Linked DNA regions of Mus musculus: region 1 is linked to region 2. A link is a loop called in an ENCODE intact Hi-C map of the cell type or tissue named here. Cell type or tissue: heart. All regions are shown on one strand. Each heading gives the region's core, and the rest is flanking DNA. Links, peaks and the distances in the headings are about the cores only. Region 1 holds the start of Erlin2 (ER lipid raft associated 2). Region 2 holds the start of Ash2l (ASH2 like histone lysine methyltransferase complex subunit).

Region 1 (10,453 bases), core at 1,693-9,692, 1.2 Mb before region 2:
TTTAATTTTCTCTCTTTCACTCTTTTGTGGTAGGAATTGAGTTCAGGGCCTGGTGTAAGCTGGCCTCTATCTCTGTGTGACACCCCCCAGTCCCTTGCTGAGTTGGTTTTAAAAGTTATTCCTGAAGTCTGAGTTTTCTTAGTTGGATATACTTTTTTAAATATATAATTTATTTTTATTTACACTGCTGTTTTGTCTGCATGAGTAAGAGAATAAGATCAGCTGGAACAGGAGTTACAGACATTTGTGAGCTGTGAGCTGCCTTGTGGGTACTGGGAATTGAACCAGGCTCCTCTGGAAGAGTAGCCAGTATTCTTTTTTTGTTTTTTAAAAGCATTTTTTAATAGATATTTTCTTCATTTACATTTCAAATGCTATCCCCAAAGCCCCCTATACCCTCCCCCAGCCCTGCTCCCCAACCCACCCACTCCCACTTCCTGGCCCTGGCATTCCCCTGTACTGAGGCATATAAAGTTTGCAATACCAAGGGCCTCTCTTCCCACTGATGGCTGACTAGGCCATCCTCTGCTACATATGCAGCTAGAGACACGAGCTCAGGGTGATTCTGGTTAGTTCATATTGTTCCTCCCCTTTAGCAGTAGCCAGTATTCTTAACCACTCAGCTATCGCTCTGGCCCTGTCTTGGTTGGATATACTTTCCTCCCCATGAAATTATATTTATAGTTTTGAATTTCAAATAAGTACAAGCAAAATTCCATGTTTTATTTCCAACTGTCATGTTTAACCTATGATATAATATGCACACATACTTGACTTTTCTTCTAAACATTCATTAAAAAAAAAATTCTTCTTTAGCTCTTCCCCAAAAGTGAGGAAATAATCTCTACTTGGGGCTGATAGGCCAAAGCCAGTCACTGGCTTCATTCAGCTATTTCAGTGATCAAGTGACATTACAGAAGAGCCTCTGACTGTGTGTGTGGGGGGGGGGGTGGGAAGAGAGAGAGAATCCTTAAGTCTGTCAATGAAAAGGTATTCATCTAACCTCTAAATAACTTCAAATTGTGTGAGAGAGAGAGAATCCTTAAGTCTGTCAATGAAAAGGTATTCATCTAACCTCTAAATAACTTCAAATTGTGTGTGAGAGAGAATCCTTAAGTCTGTCAATGAAAAGGTATTCATCTAACCTCTAAATAACTTCAAATTGTGTATTAGTCAACAACCCAAATTTGAAATGATCCAGCCATCCCACACGAGCCACAAATACCTGTACAGACTTATAGGATGTGATGAACGGGAGCATGAGATGGAAACCCGGGCCACTGGTGGAGGTCAGCAGGGCACCACCTCTATAGAGGAGGAGAGAGCAGATTCAGTATCCCAAGAGAGGGTCCTTAGATCAGTGCTTCAACCCGTGGGTCCCAATCCCTTTGGGGTCAAATAACTCTTTCACAAGGGTCACTTAAGACACAGACATTTACATTACAGTTCACAACAGTAGCAAGATTACAGATATAAAGCAGCAATGAGCATAACTGTGTGGATGGGGTCACCACAACATGGGTGTCTCTATTAAAGGGTCCCAGCATTAGGAAGGTTGTGAACCACTACCTTAGATCAAGACTTAAGGCCACCCATCTCTGTATTCCTATAGAAATTTAATGTAGAGTGACACGGTTACTCCTTCTCCCTTTCTTCCATCTCAACACTCTAGGAAGCCTGATGGAAAAGTCAGACCATTAGTCAGACCTTTTCCACCAGAGAAGGAAGGATGGAGCCTAAGGAAACCAAAGGCAGCAGAATCCCTGGCTACACATGGGTCCAGAGAGAAGTCTGCCAGGGCGGCTGTGCCTGTGGTGACCACCAGAGCGCTCCACCCAGTTTCAACGAGCAGCATTACTGTTGGAGTCCAGTGACATAGACAATTAAAAGAATAGTTTTGGGGGCAGTGCTCAGGGCACCAGGGCATCACACATTCTAGTATTTGCCATGATGAGCTACACCTTGCTCGCTCCTTACGTAACTTTAGCAGGAAGTGAGAAGACTCCGTGATAGAAGAGGCAAGTGGGATTTAACTAAGGGAGAAGGATCTGCTTTCTCTCACCAAGCTCCAGAATCCTCTGGGGCCTGGCATACGATATCTCACCGTTTCTGAGACGGATCTTGCTACATAGCCCTGGTTTGCCCAGCACCTGCTATGTAGCCCAGGCTGACCTAAAACTCATAGTAATCTTCTTGCCTTAGCCCTAACCCAAGTGGGGAATTACTGGTGCTGAGCCACTATACTGGTTCAAGAATAATTTTAAAGTCATTTCAATACACATAATATATATATAATATATATATTTGACATATAGTCCTAATCAAGTTGTACATGACTGACAAAATTCAAAGCTTTTGGGGGACACGAAAGCAGAATGGTGGAGATAAATTACCAAAGACAGGAAACTCAATAAAAGTTTCCATTTCTTTTTTTAATGTATGTTCTTAAACTCCAGGTCTTGAGTATGTTAGTCAGAAGCTTTTCCACAGAGCTACAACTCTCATTTAATGATCATTTAGAGCTTGCTACTGGCAGTCCACAAATAAGTATTACAGGGCTCATATATGAGGAGGGGTCAAGATGAACATATTGGCACACCCCTTTAATCCTAACACCTCGGAAGCAGAGGCAGGAAGATCTGAGTTCAAGTCAGTCTGGTCTACGTAGAGCATTCCAGGCAAGCCAGAGCTACATAGCGAGACCCTGTCTCAGAGGGGGTGGTGGTGGTGTCATATAGGCTTACAGCAAGGGCTGGGGGTATATTTAGTGGTAGGGCAATTACCCAGCATGCATTAGCCTGTGACTCTGATCCTCAGCACCACAAACCAAACAATTAGTCACGCAAATTCCCCTTCTAAAACCTACAATGAAAACCTTGGTCACAAAAGCCACTGGAAAGAAAGTAATTCGAGATCATTTAGGAGTCATTCCCCGAAAGCTGCCCTGATACAAATCATCCTTAGAGCCTTTACATTTTTTTTGAAACATTCACTTTAAAACAGTCTCTCAAGTTAGCAGAGTACACTTCTCAAGTTGCCATCAAGCACTGGGACTGTGCCAACTTTTGGAGAAGCAGCCTTGCAGGGTGGAGACAAGATTCTTCAGGTGATGAAAGAGAAAACTATGTCAAGAGATGATCTTGGAAGAGCAATGGTTCCTTCAGATTTTGCTTTTAAACCCACAAATTCATATCAGCAGCACCTTAAAATACTAAAGGCAGTTTTAAGTTTATAGACTTAAATAAAGACACGCGTGCACCTTATAAGCGGTGAGGGAGCCATCTGTCTCTGCCTTACCTGTAATATACTCCAATATGTCCCTCTTCTATCTTGTGCACAGCTGAGAAGAGAGATGCACAAAAGAAACTGGAAGCCACGGCCACAACAGCTCCCAACTGAGCCATCAGTGAACCTGTATCCTAGAGAGAAGATATGGGACAATGTGTAGCCTGACGTACAGGAGAGCCACCAAGCTGAAGCTCACGTAAAGTGATTCTGGGGCAGCCTGCTGTAACACACACACACTACTTGCCAGATCTACAACTCACTGTGTCCTTGTTCTCAGTCAACATTCCGTTCCTTAACTGTGGAAGTATAATTCCCATTGAAGCAAGGGGGCATTAGCTCCAGAAACAGCTATACCTAAGAGAGATTTGGTGCCATTTGGGCAAGGTTCAAAACACAGCCTTCTCTCCCCTTCACGTTAACATGTTGTCAACAGAGCCATTTATACTTGTAAGGAAGAGAGGCAGCTGCAGGGTGCTGGCCCAAATTACAGAGGATGTCAAATGACAGGCAGCTGTGGCTATGTATTTCTGGTCAGAGCCTCCTACTTCTAATTGCCTGCCATTTCGAAGGAAACCACCAGTCATTCCCTTAGGACCCTGAGGGGGGGAAGAGAGAGAGGGAGGGAGGGAGAGAGAGAAGAGCAAGCAACTGAGTTCCGACGTAGGATTCTCTCTCTGATCTGTCCTCCACCTTCTCTGTTGTTCCTTTGGACTTAAACGGGACAGATCTCTATGTAAAACTGTAACACATTCTCCCATATCCTTTGCCCCCGCAAGCCCCATGGTTATAGGAAACTGGAAATGTCTCAGGCTGGAGACTCTGGACTACTCCGAAGTGAGGGTGGGGTGGGGTGGGGTGGGATGTCCCCAAATGTCCAGGGTCCCAGATGCCACAGAGTTACATGTAGACACTCATTTCCTGAACCCTGAAGGATCTGGAAAACACTACAGTGACGGACGTGCACACCGGGCACAGGGCACGGAGTCCACCTCTCAGGTCTGACTAATTTACTTATTTTTTACCGTAGCGGCCTTCAGCTACCGAGCAGCAGGAGTGTCCTCTCTGCAAATGTCCTCACTACCACCCCAAAGCCACCTCTTGCCCTTTCCCCGCCCTCCTCCGCGAGGCAGACACGGCCGAGAGCTTCCGCTCGGACCCGTGGGCAGGGGACTGGACTCCCGGGTGGGCGAGCTGAGGGGGCTCAGGACGTCAGCTCCAGCCGCGCCCACCCCCCGAGCCTCAGCGATGCCGAGCGTGCACGGAGGGGCGGCGGCCGCGTACCAGGCTGTCCCTCCAGGCGCTCCGTACACAGCCGAACCCCCGTGCAACCGTAGAAACCGCCACACCCCTCAGCACCCTACTTCCTTCCGGGCCAGTCGCTTCGATGACGCCATCAGTCCGCGCGCGCGCAAAAAATAAAAAAAATAAATAAATAAAAAGAAGACCCCGCCCACACCACACCCCTGTGCTCGTCCGGCCGCTCCGCCCCCTCGCGCTGCGAGCCGCAGTGTTCGGCGGTGGCGCCAGGGGACGCTCGCGAGCTGGCACACTGGCTGCGCACCTAGGCTTGCGGGTTTTAGGATGCCCAGGGCTGGCAGAGCGGGCTCCGGACACCAAGGCTCTGGTATCACCTTCCGAGGCGCTGGCTTCGGAGGTTGCTAGAGATTCTCCTTCGCTTCAAGTCCGAGCTGGATTTCTTTTCTTCTTCCGGAGCCGGGATCAATGCGATGCAGCGTTCTTGTCCTTCTGCTCGCTTCTTTTCCTGCTGCATTAGCCGAAGGAAACTTTCAAAGGTGCAGATTATGACGTCGCCAGTCAACAGTCCTACTCTGAGTTGCCCTTTATACTTTTCTGAGAGCTTTGTTTGGCCTTGAGGTCCCCACAGCAACATAAAGTAATTAACAAGGAATTATTGTTCCGATTTTTAATGAACGGATTCTGAAATCTGTGAGTGCTGAGGTCAACAGCAGTTGTTGAAAACTTAGCATTTCCTTAATAGTTCGGGCTTCCTGTCTTGCTTAACACATGCCATGGTGAGCTTTTGTCTGTCATCTGCACCCCCCCCCCCCCGGGGGGGTATAGCAGACCAGGAAGAAAACGTTTTTCCTAGCCTAAAGCCCTCACATGACCTCACCCTGCCATAGCGTTACCTTTGGACATTCATACTGGGCCTTTTCTCCGTTTTGTCCTGGGGCTGGAACTAAGGGCTTTATGGCTGTCCTCTATCCCCAATCTGCTTCTTTAGCAGGAAATTTCTAAACCGGCCACTGCAGTCATTTTGTTTGCAGGCCAGGAAGTGCCCACTTTAACTCCTGCTTTTAGTACATGAAAAGGCTTTTCCGTACAGTAGATGGCCAGTGGTCAATGTCCGACGATTTTAGGACTCAGGAAAAGAAGAGTAAAGGAACCCCTTTGTCTTCTCCCAAAAGCCAAGGCACTGAAACTGAATTCAAAGTTCCGGGAAGCCAGATGTTTGGTGACAGCAGAAGAAAAGCAGCTGCCCCCAATCCCAGACACCCAGTGGCTGCAGAAGAAGACAACAGACCAAGTAGTTTCAAAACAGCTTGTCTAAGGGACCCAGCAAACTCCCCATTCTGCCCCTAAAGATCCCCCTCCCACTTCCCGATTCTTAGCTACAAAACCTGAGGCTTGAAGCATGTGACCTGCCTTCTCCTGGACTCTGGTTCCTGAGTGACTGGGTCCTGTGCCCTGGTCAGAGTGTGGTCCAAACTAGACAATCTACCTCTCCGACAATAAATAAAGCCTCCCACAGCTGTTTGAGGTCATCTGGAGTCTCAGTGTTTGTTTCTCCTTACAAACAACTCTTACATATTCTTACATGTTGGTACCAGAGCCCTTTCTTCACCTCTCTCCTATCCCCAAACTCCAGTCTCTCACCTTTCTTTCCCTCCCAAGCACCACTCTGTCCTTAGTGATCACTAAGGTGAAACAGCAAGCAGGTCAGGTCCCTTACTGGAGACGTCACCCAGTCTAGGAGCCACAGTTCCTAACAGCCTCATTGATATGTGAGGGGAACGGAGGTTTTAGTCTGGAGTCCTCATTTGCCGAACTGGTAAGCTTTCTTGCTCTTACTCTCTAATGAGACCTCCAGTACATGAGAGGCTAGTCTTTGCTATTTATTTCTGGAGCTACACCCAACTTCAGCCATTTCTCTGCTCGACAGGCATGTGATGTGGGTAAAGGGTCTGTTTGTTTGTAGCAGTGTCCTGGGAATTTGACTCAGCTTCAGGAGTCTTTTATTCTTCTCTCTGGAAACGCTTGGGAATTTAATTCCAGTGAAACTTGGGTCTCTGGAGGCCATTCCAGAGCAGGAAACTGGCCTTGGCCCATTTTTAGACCAACGAACATGGGCAATAGTGCCTCTGTTCCCAAAGGCAGTCTTGGCTTGCTTAAAAAAATTTTTTTTCCACACAATTGGACCTCAAGTTAGATGTTGATCTGGCCCTAATATCCCCTTGACAACCAAAAAAAACTGCTGGCCTGAACTTGCCATGTTCCAATCAAACATCTTGAAAGATCTTGACAAAATACTTGCGATGGGGTGACAAATGGCCAGAGGTTCCCCATTCCCTCTCTTTCCACCATAGGTTCAGGGGGTCAAACTCAGGTTGTCAGGTTTATATAGCAAGTCCCCCACCAAGCCCTTGCCCCCTGGTCTGAAAAAAAATATTTTTAAAAAATTTCTTTCTTTTCTTTTCTCCTCTTCTTCTTCTTCTTCTTCTTCTTCTTCCTCTTCCTCTTCCTCCTCCTCCTCCTTCTTTTCCTTCTTCTTTTAAGATTTATTTATTTATTTTATGTACACCATTGCTCTCTTCAGACACACCAGAAAAGGGCATCAGACTCCATTGCAGATGATTGTGAGCCACCATGTGGTTGCTGGGAATTGGACTCAGGACCTCTGGAAGAGCAGTCAATGCTCTTAACCACTGAGCCATCTCTCTAATCCTGAAAAAGATTTTATGTGAGCTACATTTTATGGAAGGAAAAATGTACTTGATGTTTAGAAAGCTCACTTGGTTTGAAAAAAGATACTCTGATTGGAGATAGAACATTTCCGATTGGATGGTGTCTGGAGAAGAAGTTAATGAAATATGGAAGGATATTCTGACAGAAAAAGTTACCTAACTCTTTCCTTTGAGGACAGACTTGCTTTGGAAAGTTCCTGAACCTTCCTCTCAAATTACTCATTTCCCCAGTAAGATATGATTTCTGAAGAAAGGTGGTTTGACCGATTTAAAAACATCAACTAGTAGCGCTAGCTGCTCTTACAGAGGACCCTGGTTTGATTCCCAGCACCCCTAGGGCAGGTCACCAACATCTGTAATTCCAGCTTCAGGAGCTTTGATGCCCTCTGCTGGCTACCACAGGCACTGCACACACATGGTGCACAGACTTGCTTTGTGCTTTAGTTCTTTCCATAGCACAGCTAGCTCCTCCACTTTCAGTTCTTCTCCCATTGCCGGTCTTCCCACAAACACTGCATATTCTGCGCTTCCATTTCAGCTGTTTTCTTTTGGAACTTCTGCTGTTCCTTGGCTCTCCTCTCTGTGGACAGCTGAAAAACCTCTGCACAGCAACTGATTTTTTTCTCTCTCTCTCTTTCTAGTGAACAAAGGTCTCCTAGAAAGGGATGATGGTGAGCCTCGAGGCAAGCTGCTCCTTTCTGCTGTTTCAGTTCTCCCATTGGCCAGTGCGTCATCATCTTCTCTGGCGAGCACGCTGTTTTGGTGCAAAAGCAAGTGACTTACACACGGTGATGGTGACGGTGACGGTGAAGCGAGGAACCTTCTTTAATGGAACACTCACAACATCTTCCAAGATCTTAGTAGGGCAAGATCTGGAATGAAATTCCAAGTGTTCATCCTCTTCTTTGGCTCTGACTCCTTCATTCATTTATCAATTTCTAAATCAACACCAACAGGCTGATGAGATGGTGTCCCAGGCAGGAAGGGCACAGGTTTAAGAAGCCTGGGATCAAGTCCTGGTGCTTTGGGCTTTCTTCTTTGCAGCACTTCTGCAAGCCACAAGCCTTGAGTCTGCTGTTTGGTTTGCCATACGGGAGTCTGGGGATCTCATTCCTAAAACAGCTACTTAGTCCTTCTTGTCCCCACTAATTCCATCAAATTCTCAGCTATGCATGCTGAGGAAGATACTGAAAATCTTGGCGCACAGGTAGGCCAAGGGCAGACATATTGCGTCCTGTGTATCACCTGCAAGGCCGTCATTTCTGGAAAAGCAAATAGGGGCAAGAGTTGGAGCAGAGGACGAAGGCTCGTCAGGGTGGAGTGGGGGCGGGGCAGAGAATGAGCAGCTTCAGAAATGTTCTCTTCCAAGAAGTGGCAACCTGGGAAGAAGTCAGTGAGCCATACCACCAGGGTAGCTGCCCTTCATCCCCCTATGGACAGACGAGTGACTGTAACAACATCCTGAGAACCAGGAGAAAGATAAGGAGAACAACTTCACGTCTGAACTGTGAACACACCCTCCATCTCCTGGCTGAGCAACTAAGGGATGGGCTGTAATTAAACCTTTCAACCTGTCTGAAGCGGAGAAAAGAACACTTGAAGAAGTGGCTTCTGCATGCATGCCCCTCACACAGCAGGTCAGAGCCTTCTGCAAAAGAACCACAGATAGATGCCATCTGAGCAATAAGAAGGAAGAGGTGACCCTGTTATCATCAAGATCTTCGAGGACCAAGATCTCCAAAAGACCCAACAGATGAAGAGTCATTTGGACCACTCTATCCAGCATAAAAGGAGGACAGATGCTTCAGTGGACAGATGCGTCTAGTGGTTGCTGGGCTCCTCACTGACTGGCCTGTCCAATATAACCTGCTGGCTTCAGTGTTATTAAAAATGCCCTTTCTGACTTAGATGATGTCGGTAAGTTGTAGTATACTGTAAAAAAGCTCACTCTGGAGATGGGGTTGACCCACACACCTCAGATAAAAACATGTCTGCATCCAAGTTTCTTCACAGACTAAGTGGTTTTTTTTGTGTTGTAGTTCCCTATAGAACTTAGACCCAGCTTTCCTTTAATAAGATGATGTCACACTTCTCTATGGTTTGTAATGTATAGTTTAAAGTTTATTTGGGTACTAATTCAAAGAATGTTATTAATTTTTTCTATGCATGGGTGTGTTGTCTATATGAATGTCTATGTGAGGCAGTTGGATGGATCCTCCAGAGATTGAGTTACAGACAGTTGTGAGCCGTGTGTGCTGGTAATCGAACCCGGTTCTCTAGAAGAGCAGTGTTATTAACCACTAAGGCATCTCTCCAGCGCAAAAGAATGTTATCTGTCAGGGCTTCTAAAGTTTTCAAGAGATAAATGACTTTAACTGATCAAATACCAGTTTTATGGGAGTTTAAAATAAGACAATTGAGAATAAAACAGGTTGAATTTACACTGTATACACTCTAAGAGTGTTTGTTGATATACACATATGGCAAGACATCTCCAGACTCAGGAATTACCCTTTCCCTTGGATGGGTCACAGACCACATGAGAGTAAGTTGCATGCTAACGTCAATGCAGGAAAAGGGTGCATGGGAAATGAGACTTGCTAGAGTCTGTTCCTATTCCCAGCTCTGTGGGCGGGGCCAGTGGAACTTCCTCCTTAGCTACCGGGAAGATGAATTGCCCCGGCCTGTTTCACATGACAGCGGAGGGGATTCTCTTGCCCAGTGGAGGTTCTTGGAGTCTGTACCCACAGTCTAAATGACCCGAGGGACGGAGAAGCAAATGACAATTAGTCTGCACTCCCAAACTGACATATGATGATGGTGTGAACAGAGGAACCCTGTATCAAAGCCTACTGACTGGCTTGGGACTGGCATGCTGGTTCAGTTGCTCGTGCCTTTATTCTCCAGTCTTCAGTTTTCCTCCTGTTAGCAAAGCTAATCTCAGGACTGAGAGGCCAATGCGGGTTCTCTGAGAAGTCCCTAGGGGAGTTCCATGTAAATTTCATGCTCTACCAAAGGGCCAGCCAGCACAGCAGACTGAACTGTGGACAGTCACTCAAACACTAAGTTACAGCGTCATCGCCTGGATCCACCACACCTGGGCAAAGATAATAACACTTCTGGATGAAGAAGAGGTGTGGCCTGAAAAACTTCATCAGCCCCTCTGAGTCTCCTTCCTG
Region 2 (10,226 bases), core at 2,227-10,226:
GAAAGCACAGGATGAGATATTGTGGTCTAAGTTCATACGGGGCACCTGGAGACAAAAGCCGTTTCTGCGAATTTAGCTGATTCTTAAGAATTCAGTCTATGTACAAGATGGAGACGATATAAGATGGGGTCTCTGAGGCTAAAGGGGCCACTAATAGAAAAGATGCCAGTAAGTATTGCAGCCCCTTTCAAAATGGAGAAAGAAAAGAGGGGAGGAGAAGTAATGAAGAGTCGTTTACAGAGCTGGAGGAATGACTCAGGACCTACGTTTGGTTCCCAGCACCCACATCGGGTGGCCCACTCGACCACCTACAACTCCAGCTTCAAGGCATTCAGTTTCTCTGGCCTTCGAAGTCTGTGTTTATCCCTCACACTCACTCATGCACGCGCACACACGCACACATTTGATTATGGGATCAAGCATGTGTCCACATGTGAACATACACATATGTAGGGAGGCTTGTAGCTATTTGGAAAATAAGGTCAGACATCATTCATTCGGACTGTGTCTGCTTACATTGTTGTAATTATAGTAATTGCATTATTTTTCCACTTCCTTGACATTCACCATTTAATATTTTCAACTGTATGTCGTCTGGGCATCATTTTCCATTTTCTTTCAGATAACTAAGCAATTTTTCTCCTTGATATTCTGCTCACCAGTTCATACTGTCACATGGGGCTGGTGAGGAGGCTTAGAGAGTCTGGGGTACTTGCCACCAAGCGGACCCACAGGAGAACTGACTTTGCAAAGGTATCCTCTGACGCTGGAAGTGGGGCACACTTTTCATCCCAGCCCTTGGGAGGCAGGTGCAGGCATATCTCTCTGCATTCCAAGCCAACTTGGTCTACAGAATGGGTTCGAGGCCAACCAGAGCTACACAATAAGACCCTGTCTAGATAAAGAAGGGAGGGAGGAGCTATTGCCAGTATTACTGGCTACTCTCCAGAACTTGATGGCAGGACACTTTTGCTGCAGATACCATCTGCTTACATCAGAGACCATGGGGCTATGAAGCTGGTGCTGACTTAGAAATTTTGTTTCTACTTGCTGGCTTGCCTGCTGCTGCAATGTATAATGTAAGCTCTCAAAGAGAAAAGTCACCCTCAGTCGTACGTAGCAGTGAACCCTGAGCTACAGGAATGACTAGCCTGGCGAGACATGCCCAGTAGTGCTGTAGTGGCATGAACATCCTGGGGAAACCAGTCACTTTTCCTATTCTACAAGATGAAACCCAGACCTGGTACTGTTGTCAAGCCAAGAACCTGTGACTAGACATGTCATCTGCCATTGGAGAGAACTTCCTACTTTTAGTCTGCTAAATGGACATAGTATTAAACCAGCTCCTAGTGACTTTTCATTGCAGAGGCCTGAGTTCAAAGCCAACATATTCTACGTAGGAAGCTCTACAGTGAGACCCTGTCTCAAAACAAAATTTGCCCCTTGCTCAATATAAAGTTGAGCAGCTGCTCAGTCCTGGGCAAATCTGCGTGCCACCTTTGTGTGTTCCTGCCACATGACCTCCACCTCCTCAGGTCTGAGCCCCTCCTCCTGACCACCCTACGGAAGCCAAATCCCACAAGCTGGTCCCATGGTCTTTTACGGCATTCTAACCCTTCTCTGTTGGTTTTTCACTTGTTCGCTTGGTGGAAGATCGATAGTTCTTTTTTTTTTTTTTGGTTTTTTTCGAGACAGGGTTTCTCTGTGTAGCCCTGGCTGTCCTGGAACTCACCCTGTAGACCAGGTTGGTCTCAAACTCAGAAATCTGCCTGCTTCTGCCTACCAAGTGCTGGGATTAAAAAGGTGTGCGCCACCACGCCTGGCTAAGCTTTCCTTTTTAAATGTAGAGGAAAAAAAATGATGAAAGTACCTTGCATGGCTGGATACTGCTGGATGGAGTCACAGGTTATTGAACAAAAATCCCAAAGCCAGGCTAGAGGTATCTCCTTATTCGTCATTGGTCAGAGAGGCTTTGCCGATCTTGGTCGCCAACCAGAAATAGATGATAAGACCAGATTGCTGAAGACATTATACACTTTGATTATGGCACATTGAGAAATCTGACTGGAGCTGACCTGAAAACGTTGATCTGTGTTAGTTAGAGGTCATAGGGCCAGAAGCTTCTGTGTGGATTACTGGAGGAAAAGCGATGTGAGGAGTCTTGTTCAAGTGTGAACCCCCGTGAGCTACCATACCAACCTGTGGGATAAGATGTGGCTACTCCGGGGTTAACCAAGTACTTTCTGCTTAGCTCAGAGGCCTGCTCCACAAGAAGGAATTCATGCCTGGAGCTGTAAACATAGCCAAACACTCATGGCTCCAAGGTGAGAGGCCCTAGTGTGTTTGGGGGCGCCTGAGAGCCCTGGGAATAGCCAAGCAGTGTCCTTGAGTGAGGGTCAACTTTACCACACCCCTCCCAAACGCCCTCTCTACTGACTAAACCTTCCTGAAGGCCTTGGGAAATGACAGAGACACCACCCTGGGGTTTTGTCCTTGCCAAAATGCTTACTCGGGACCTTGCTGTATTTCCTGAGCAACCCTCCATTGCTTGACATATGGGAGGGGTGGTGGTTTCTACCAAGGGTCTCTCAGGTCCTTGGTTCTTTTGGACAGATGTTTGGCTGAGTCTGCTAACATTCAAAGCTATGTTCTTGAAGAAACCTCAATGCTTTGATCTGAGTCCTCCAACCTTCAGGGTTGGGACATACCACTCTTACTTTGCTAAATGCACGTGTTATGGAACTGCCTTCTAAGCATTTAGATTGGTGCTGCTCTTAGCCTTCTGCCACAGAAGCTTGCCTTTTGCCATGATGAATGCAGAAAGTCACAGGCCAGTGCTAAGACTGACTGACTGTTGAGTGCTTAGCCTTAGTGTCTACCCACGTCCCAGCACCTACTCAGCACCGCTGTCTTCTTTCTGCTCATGGGATGACCACTGCACTCATAGAAGTACAGTGGCCATGATTACTTGCACAAGATGGGGCCCTGTCAACATTTTATCATGGATGGGGAGAGGCCTCAGGAGTATTGCTAAGCAGTGGTTGCTGTGATAGGGGAAGTAATTTTTTCAGTGGTGTAGCCACTGGTAAGGTGTCCATGCTCTGAACTCAGTCCTCTTTGTTGATCAGGGTTCCTCTGTCTGGGCTCTGTTGGCATTTTGAGTAGAGTAACACTGTTGGGGACAGTTTTGTGCATTGCAGAATAATTAGTAGCCTTCATGATCGTTACCAGCCTGATGCCAGGAACACTCTATGGTTCCTCCCCCCCCTCTCTCTCCCTCCCTTTCCTCCTTTTTTTCTCTCTCCCTTTCCTCTCTCCTTTTCTCTCTCTCACTCTCACTCACTCATTCTCTCTGAGATTTATCATGAAGGCATGCTGGATTTTGGCAAAGATTTTTCTGCGATCACTTGAGATGGCCATGTGGTTTCAGTCTTTAAATCCACTTATTTATTGACTTAATATATTGAACCATCCTGGCATCTCTTGAATAAAGTCAACTTGCTCATGGTAGATATTCTTTTTTTAAGATTTATTTATTTTATTTATATGAACACACTGTAGCTGTCATCAGACACAGCAGAAGAGGGCATCCGATCCCATTACAGATGGTTATGAGCCACCATGTGATTGCTGGGAAGTGAACTCAGGGCCTCTGGAAGAGCAGTCAGTGCTCTTAACCACTGAGCCATCTCCCCAGCCCCTAGATGATCTTGCTTTATAAATAGCTGTATTCAGTTTTCAAATATGTTATTCAGGGGTTTCCAACTAGTCAAAACGCAGAGATTGGTTAACTGTGGGGTACCCAGTCCCAGTGGGTATATCTCCAACATCATACCTAAGGCTCAGAAAACATTGAGGGAGAGGGGAACAGAGAGACTGTAAAAGCCAGGGGACTGGGACCTGTGCCATGAAGTGATGGCTATCAGGAACGACCCATGACGTCACAACAATATGGCTGCCCAAATGAGATCTAACTATGGCAATCCTAATAGACATATTAACATGGAAGGGGGAAATCTCTAAAAAGTCATGCATTTGAGAGGGTAAGGTGGGGCATGGGGGGGGGAGGATCGGTCCCCATTCACACAACAGTTGTTATGATGTCTAGGGAGGCTTGGGAGGTGAACGTTTGCTGGTGGAGGTAAGTCACTGGGGGCAAGCTTACACGAAAAAAGTGAAGCCGCTTCCTTGAAGTTCTCCCTGTCTGCTTGGTGATTCTGATAGAGAATTCGAGCTCTCAGCCTTGTCTGATAGTCACCATTTCAGATCCTTGCTGCCTTATCTCCCCACCATCATGGATTCTTATCTCTTTGAACCCCCCTCAACCAAGATCCCCCCTCCCCTTGCTTAAGATATTTTTGGTCATGGCGGCACTTTCTCCTAACAACTGCAAAGTATCAATGATCTCTAATCCCTAAGTGTGTTTGTTTTAAAACAGCAAATTTATGGTCCGTGAGATGGCCCAGTGGGCAAAGGCGGCACTTGCTTGCCAAGCCTGAGCTAGATTCCTAGAACTCACATAGTGGAGGGAAAGAAAGCTCTTCTCACCATATTGTCCTCTCACCTGTCCAGTGCACTATGCCACATACATGCGCACACATCCGTAAAGCGCACACACACGCGGAGGATGGGGGTGAGGCGGCAGTTTCTATTTTGCTAGGGTTTAGAGCCCACCCATATGCTTGCACTCAGTCCAGGGGTTTAGCTACCAGCAGACATCCCTTTCTTACTCGTTTCTGCCCTTCTCGCTAAGGCCCAAACCTTGCTGAATTCTGTCCTCTGCTAGCACTCTCGCCTGGAGCTCTACTTCCCTCCGTGAACTAGCAATTCGTGTTCCTCGAGCGCACAGCACTTCTAGCCTCCTCTGGCCAGATGTTTCTTTTCCTAACGTCTTTTCCACCCACAACTACCTCGGGCTCTCTGGAATCAGACCTCTAGTCTCTCCAAAAGCCGCCTGGAAACGGGGCTTCTGGCGGCCAGCTACGCAGTTACAGACGCTCCCGGCAGGTGTGAGCCAGAGTGCTCCTTTGTTGTTGTTTGGAAGTTTCCTACGTTTTAGGGTTTTAGTATGATCGCCTGCTCCGCACAGTGTAAAGGGGAGTCTCTCACATCCTCATATGTGCCGTGATTTCCACTCTTAGCCACGACTATGAGCAGGCGTTTTGAATAATTCAAGTCCCAAGAGGAAAGCAAAGGACAGACCTCCTAAGTGGCTCCCTTCAAACCTGGGCAATCCGAGTTGCGCCCTGCCTTTTTCTTTCTTCCTTTCTTTTTTTTTTTTTTTCTGGCCTTAAAGCGGCGGACTCAAAGTGCGTCCTTCCCAAGTAAGTGGCGGGCCCCCCAACAAAAGGTCTTTCCCACTTTAAGAGCGCCGTGCGTGGCGGCAACTCGCCGCATAGATATATTCTCGCGAGAGCTTGGGAAGGAGCAGCGATGGCGGCGGCTGGAGCGGGTCCTGGTCCGGGAGTCAGCGCCGGCCCTGGTCCCGGAGCCGCTGCAAGTGCCACAACGGCGGAGGACCGAGAGACAGAGCCGGTGGCCGCGGGGGCTGGCGAGGGGCCGTCAGCCGCCCCGGGAGCGGAGCCCAGCTCCGGAGAGGCCGAAAGTGGGTAAGGCAATCCACTCGCAGCCCCGGGGACGCGCGAGGGCCCGCCCCTCGTGGAAGCCCGCGGCTCGCGCCGCCCGGTGTCGCCCTCCGGATCCAGGTCCCGCAGCCAACGGCTCGGCCCGCCCGCCCACCCGGTACCCTCCGCAACCCCGCTGGCTGCTTGCTTGTGGACTCCAAGCCGCTCCTCGGCTCCTCGGCTCCCATCAGCACCAGTGTGAGCCAAGAGCGTTTCCCCCTCTAGCGCCCCGGAAGACCTCGCTGATCCCTCTTGCAATGCTTGGTCCTGAAAGCACTGAGGACGGCAGCCTCCCGTCGTTAGCCCAGTGCACTAGGAATCCCTGGGCCGCGAACACATTTGTCTTGCTTGACAACCTCCCTCCTAATACTCAGGATTGTTCTCTCGTGGGCATCCCGTTCAGGACATGAAAAAGATATACCCTCCGTATTTGGACCATTGTGTTTTTCTGTTTAGGAAAGGCCATTTTGATGTTTGTCTTTTCATTATAGGGATGCAAACTTGGTTGATGTAAGTGGTCTGGAGACAGAATCTTCTAATGGAAAAGATACTTTGGTAAGTATTTCCTCTGAGGCCTTTGGAAGGCGAACTAGATTTGGTTTTAAAATGTTTAATCTATTTTTTTTTTTTTAAAAAGTAGTCAGGCCATTTGATTCTCTTATTGCCCTGTGGCTCCAGGAAGGTACCGGAGACACTTCAGAAGTGATGGATACCCAGGCGGGCTCTGTGGATGAGGAGAATGGGCGGCAGTTGGGAGAAGTGGAGTTGCAGTGTGGGATATGTACAAAATGGTTCACCGCTGACACCTTTGGAATAGACACGTCGTGAGTACATTTCATGGCCTTCTAGACAGCATGATCCTGGAGAGATGGCTTAGCATTTTAGATCACTAGTTACCCTTTCAGGGGTTTGGGCTTGATTCCCAGTATTCACATGGCAGCTCAAGGAACCCCAGTTCTGGGGTGGAAGGGGAAATTATGTAATCATATTTCTTTTTTTTTAATTAATTTATTTATTTTATGTATATGAGTACACTGTAGCTATACAAATGGTTGTGAGCCATCATGTGGTTTCTGGAAATTGAACTCAGGACCTCTGCCCGCTCTAGCCCTGCTTGCTCCAACTCTGCTCACAACAGCCCAAAGATTTATTATATGTGTACACTGTAGCTGTCTTCAGACACACCAGAAGAGGGTGTCAGATTTTTGTTAGGAGTGGTTGTGAGCCACCATGTGGTTGGGATTTGAACTCAGGACCTTTGGAAGAGCAGTCAGTGCTCTTAACTGCTGAGCCATCTCACCAGCCCTGTAATCATATTTCAATCTCAAGACAATTGAGAAGTATTTTTAAATATACCGAAAAAAAGTCAGTAGGTAGTATTTTGTGCTCACTCTAACCCTATCCAGTGACCAGATGCTGACTGAGGAGTTGCTTGCATTCCTTTGGCATGTTCTGAAGTATTGAGGTGAGAGTGCTATTAGGTATGAGTGTGGGCATCGTCCTTGCTTTTGACCTTACAGGCTGATTGGGAAGGAGTCTGTGCAATTAGAAGAGATTATGTAATTAAGTTTGCGATAATGTATTCTGTGTGTTCTGGGCTTGGTATTTACAGTGGGCAAGACCTGTTGTCAGTAACATTTGAAGGTGTGGTGTTGAGTCGTGGTGTACTTGCCTGCTGCGTGCAAAGCCCTGGGTGGTCACTGCAGAGAAGTGCTTTTAATTCCTCAAAAATATTGAGGTGATCGGTGCTTTTCATGTCTAAAGCATACTTTGTTTCCTTTCTCATTGCTTATAATGTACCCCAATTGGTATCTTATGTTTTCTCTCAGGAAAAAAACAAAACAAACAAACAAAACTTACATCTAAACATGTACCTGTTCTTGAGAATTAAAATCATATCATAATTCAGAGCAAAAGGTCTCTTTTGGTGGAGGCGTAGGTGGTCAGTAGGTATTAACGAGCATTTTGATGGATAACTATTAAGTCAATGGCTCTCTAACTATATATAGCCCTGGATGGCCTGAGGTGCCCTTTTTTGACCAAGTTGGCCTTAAAATTGCAGGAATCCTCTGGCCTTTGAGCCAGTCTTTGTTCATTTTGAGGCCAGGCTGGGCTGCATAGTTGAACATCAGGCCAGCCAGAGCTGTGCCTTAAGTCTTTGTCTGGAAGGGGACAAATTATATTGAGTGGAGCTGGTTGTGCACACCTGTAATTCAGGTACTTAGGAGGCCGGAGCAGGAGGATCACAAGTTCCAGGTTATATGAACCATAGCTAATGCAAGACCAGGGGCCTATCTCAGAAAAAGCCAATGTCTTAGTCAGGGTTTCTATTCCTGCACAAACATCATGACCAAGAAGCAAGTTGGGGAGGAAAGGGTTTATTCGGCTTACACTTCCATGCTGCTGTTCATCACCAAAGGAAGTCAGGACTGGAACTCAAGCAGGTCAGGGAGCAGGAGCTGATGCAGAGACCATGGAGGGATGTTCTTTACTGGCTTGCCTCACCTGGCTTGCTCAGCCTGCTTTCTTATAGAACCCAGACTACCAGCCCTGAGATGGTCCCACCCACAAGGGGCCTTTCCCCCTTGATCACTAATTGAGAAAATGCCTTACAATTGCATCTCATGGAGGCATTTCCTCAACTGAAGCTCCTTTCTCTCTGATAACTCCAGCTGTGTCAAGTTGACACAACACTAGCCAGTACAATTGACCCCTTGTCAACTTGACACACAAAAACATCACTAGTAAGCCTCAACCCTTACAATCTTATTCATCCCCATTCTAAATAACTTTAAAAGTCCCACAGTCTTTACATATTCTTAAAATTTCAATCTCTTTAAAATATCCATTTCTTTTAAAATCCAAAGTCTTTTTACAATTAAAAGTCTCTCAACTGTGGGCTCCACTAAAACAGTTTCTTCCTTCAAGAGGGAAAATATCAGGGCACAGTCACAATCAAAAGCAAAAGTCAATCTCCAACCGTCCAATGTCTGGGATCCAACTCACGATCTTCTGGGCTCCTCCAAGGGCTTGGGTCACTTCTCCAGCCAGGCCCTTTGTAGCACACGCATCATCCTCTAGGTTCCAGATGCCTGTACTCCACTGCTGCTGCTGCTCTTGGTGGTCATCTCATGGTACTGGCATCTCCAAAACACTGCATGACCCCTTCAGTCCTGGGCCATCAATTGCAACTGAGGCTGCACTTTCACCAATGGCCTTCCATGGCCTCTCACAGTGCCAAGCCTCAGCTTCTCTGCTCAACTCCTTCATGCCTTCAAAACCAGTACCACCTGGGTGACCCTTACACATTACCAAGTCCAGCCACAGCACAATGTACAACTTTGGCTATATCTGGAACACAGCCACTGTGCTCTCAGAAAACACTTCCCAGAAGATGTCACCTCAATGATGCTGGTCTCTTCTTAATCACCGCTAATTTCTTAGCTCCAGCTAACCAGCATCAATAGTCCCAGTAATGCAAAGTTTTTGCTTTAGTAGTTCTGGTATCTTGTTAATCACAGCTGATTCTTCAGCCCCAGCTAACCAGAACTACAGAATCTTCACAATCAAAACAGCAATGGCCCTGAAAAGAGTCTTTAATTTTCCCTCTGAAATTTCACAAACCAGACCTCCATCTTCTGCAGTGTTCTCAACGTTGTCTTCCAAGCTCCTACACAACATCCGACAGAGCTCTTAACAACGGATGGATCTTCAAGCCCAAAGTTCCAAAGTCCTTCCACAGTCCTCCCCAAAACATGGTCAGGTTGTCACAGGAATACCCCACTCTGCTGGTACCAATTTGTCTTAGTCAGGGTTTCTATTCCTGCACAAACATCATGACCAAGAAGCAAGTTGGGGAGGAAAGGGTTTATTCGGCTTACACTTCCATGCTGCTGTTCATCACCAAAGGAAGTCAGGACTGGAACTCAAGCAGGTCAGGGAGCAGGAGCTGATGCAGAGACCATGGAGGGATGTTCTTTACTGGCTTGCCTCACCTGGCTTGCTCAGCCTGCTTTCTTATAGAACCCAGACTACCAGCCCTGAGATGGTCCCACCCACAAGGGGCCTTTCCCCCTTGATCACTAATTGAGAAAATGCCTTACAATTGCATCTCATGGAGGCATTTCCTCAACTGAAGCTCCTTTCTCTCTGATAACTCCAGCTGTGTCAAGTTGACACAACACTAGCCAGTACAGCCAATGAGTGTGCTAGTGAGGTAGTCAGCAGATAGACACTTCCTGAGTAAGCCTTGAGACCTGAGTTTCATCCCTTGAACCATATGAAGATGGAAGAAGAGAACTGAGTCACAGGATTGGCCTCCACGTCGTTCGGAGCTGTGCACCCTGGGACATGTACACCCTGGGTCATGTGCCCAAATATGCACCATGGGTACACATGCTACTACTAATAAATGTTTTAAAGGAAGACAAAAATGTGTTGAGTGGCTCACTAATGTGTGTAATCTGGCCCATCCACAGGTCATGTCTGCCTTTTATGACCAACTACAGCTTCCATTGCAATGTGTGCCATCACAGTGGGAATACCTACTTTCTCCGGAAGCAAGCAAGTAAGAACAGTTCTAGAGTATTTTAAAAAGATGGT

What was found. Hi-C counts contacts between places; a loop is a spot of excess contacts. Peaks named below come from ENCODE experiments on the same cell type or tissue, not always from the same donor. Only the 100,000 strongest peaks of a DNase experiment are listed, where the experiment ranks them.
Region 1: it touches region 2 in a loop (4-fold over the local background); 2 of 42 quality-filtered maps call a loop at or near these places.

What each region holds. Positions count from the first base shown.
Region 1 is chr8:27,018,023-27,028,475 of GRCm38, reverse strand. Erlin2 (ER lipid raft associated 2) reads right to left here and starts at 4,657. Exons shown (of 12, transcript NM_153592.3): 1 at 4,570-4,657; 2 at 3,298-3,419; 3 at 1,226-1,307. The coding sequence starts at 3,404. It also overlaps the pseudogene Gm19164. In heart, for the core only: CTCF peaks have their summits at 4,817 and 7,662 (motif pointing left); DNase peaks (open chromatin) are centred at 4,745, 5,365 and 5,905; H3K4me3 peaks cover 2,136 bases; H3K27ac peaks cover 2,118 bases.
Region 2 is chr8:25,835,965-25,846,190 of GRCm38, reverse strand. It overlaps Ash2l (ASH2 like histone lysine methyltransferase complex subunit), which reads left to right and starts at 5,404. Exons shown (of 16, transcript NM_011791.3): 1 at 5,404-5,609; 2 at 6,116-6,179; 3 at 6,303-6,448; 4 at 10,103-10,191. The coding sequence starts at 5,434. In heart, for the core only: no CTCF peak of the experiment used is centred there; a DNase peak (open chromatin) is centred at 5,390; H3K4me3 peaks cover 2,617 bases; H3K27ac peaks cover 1,985 bases.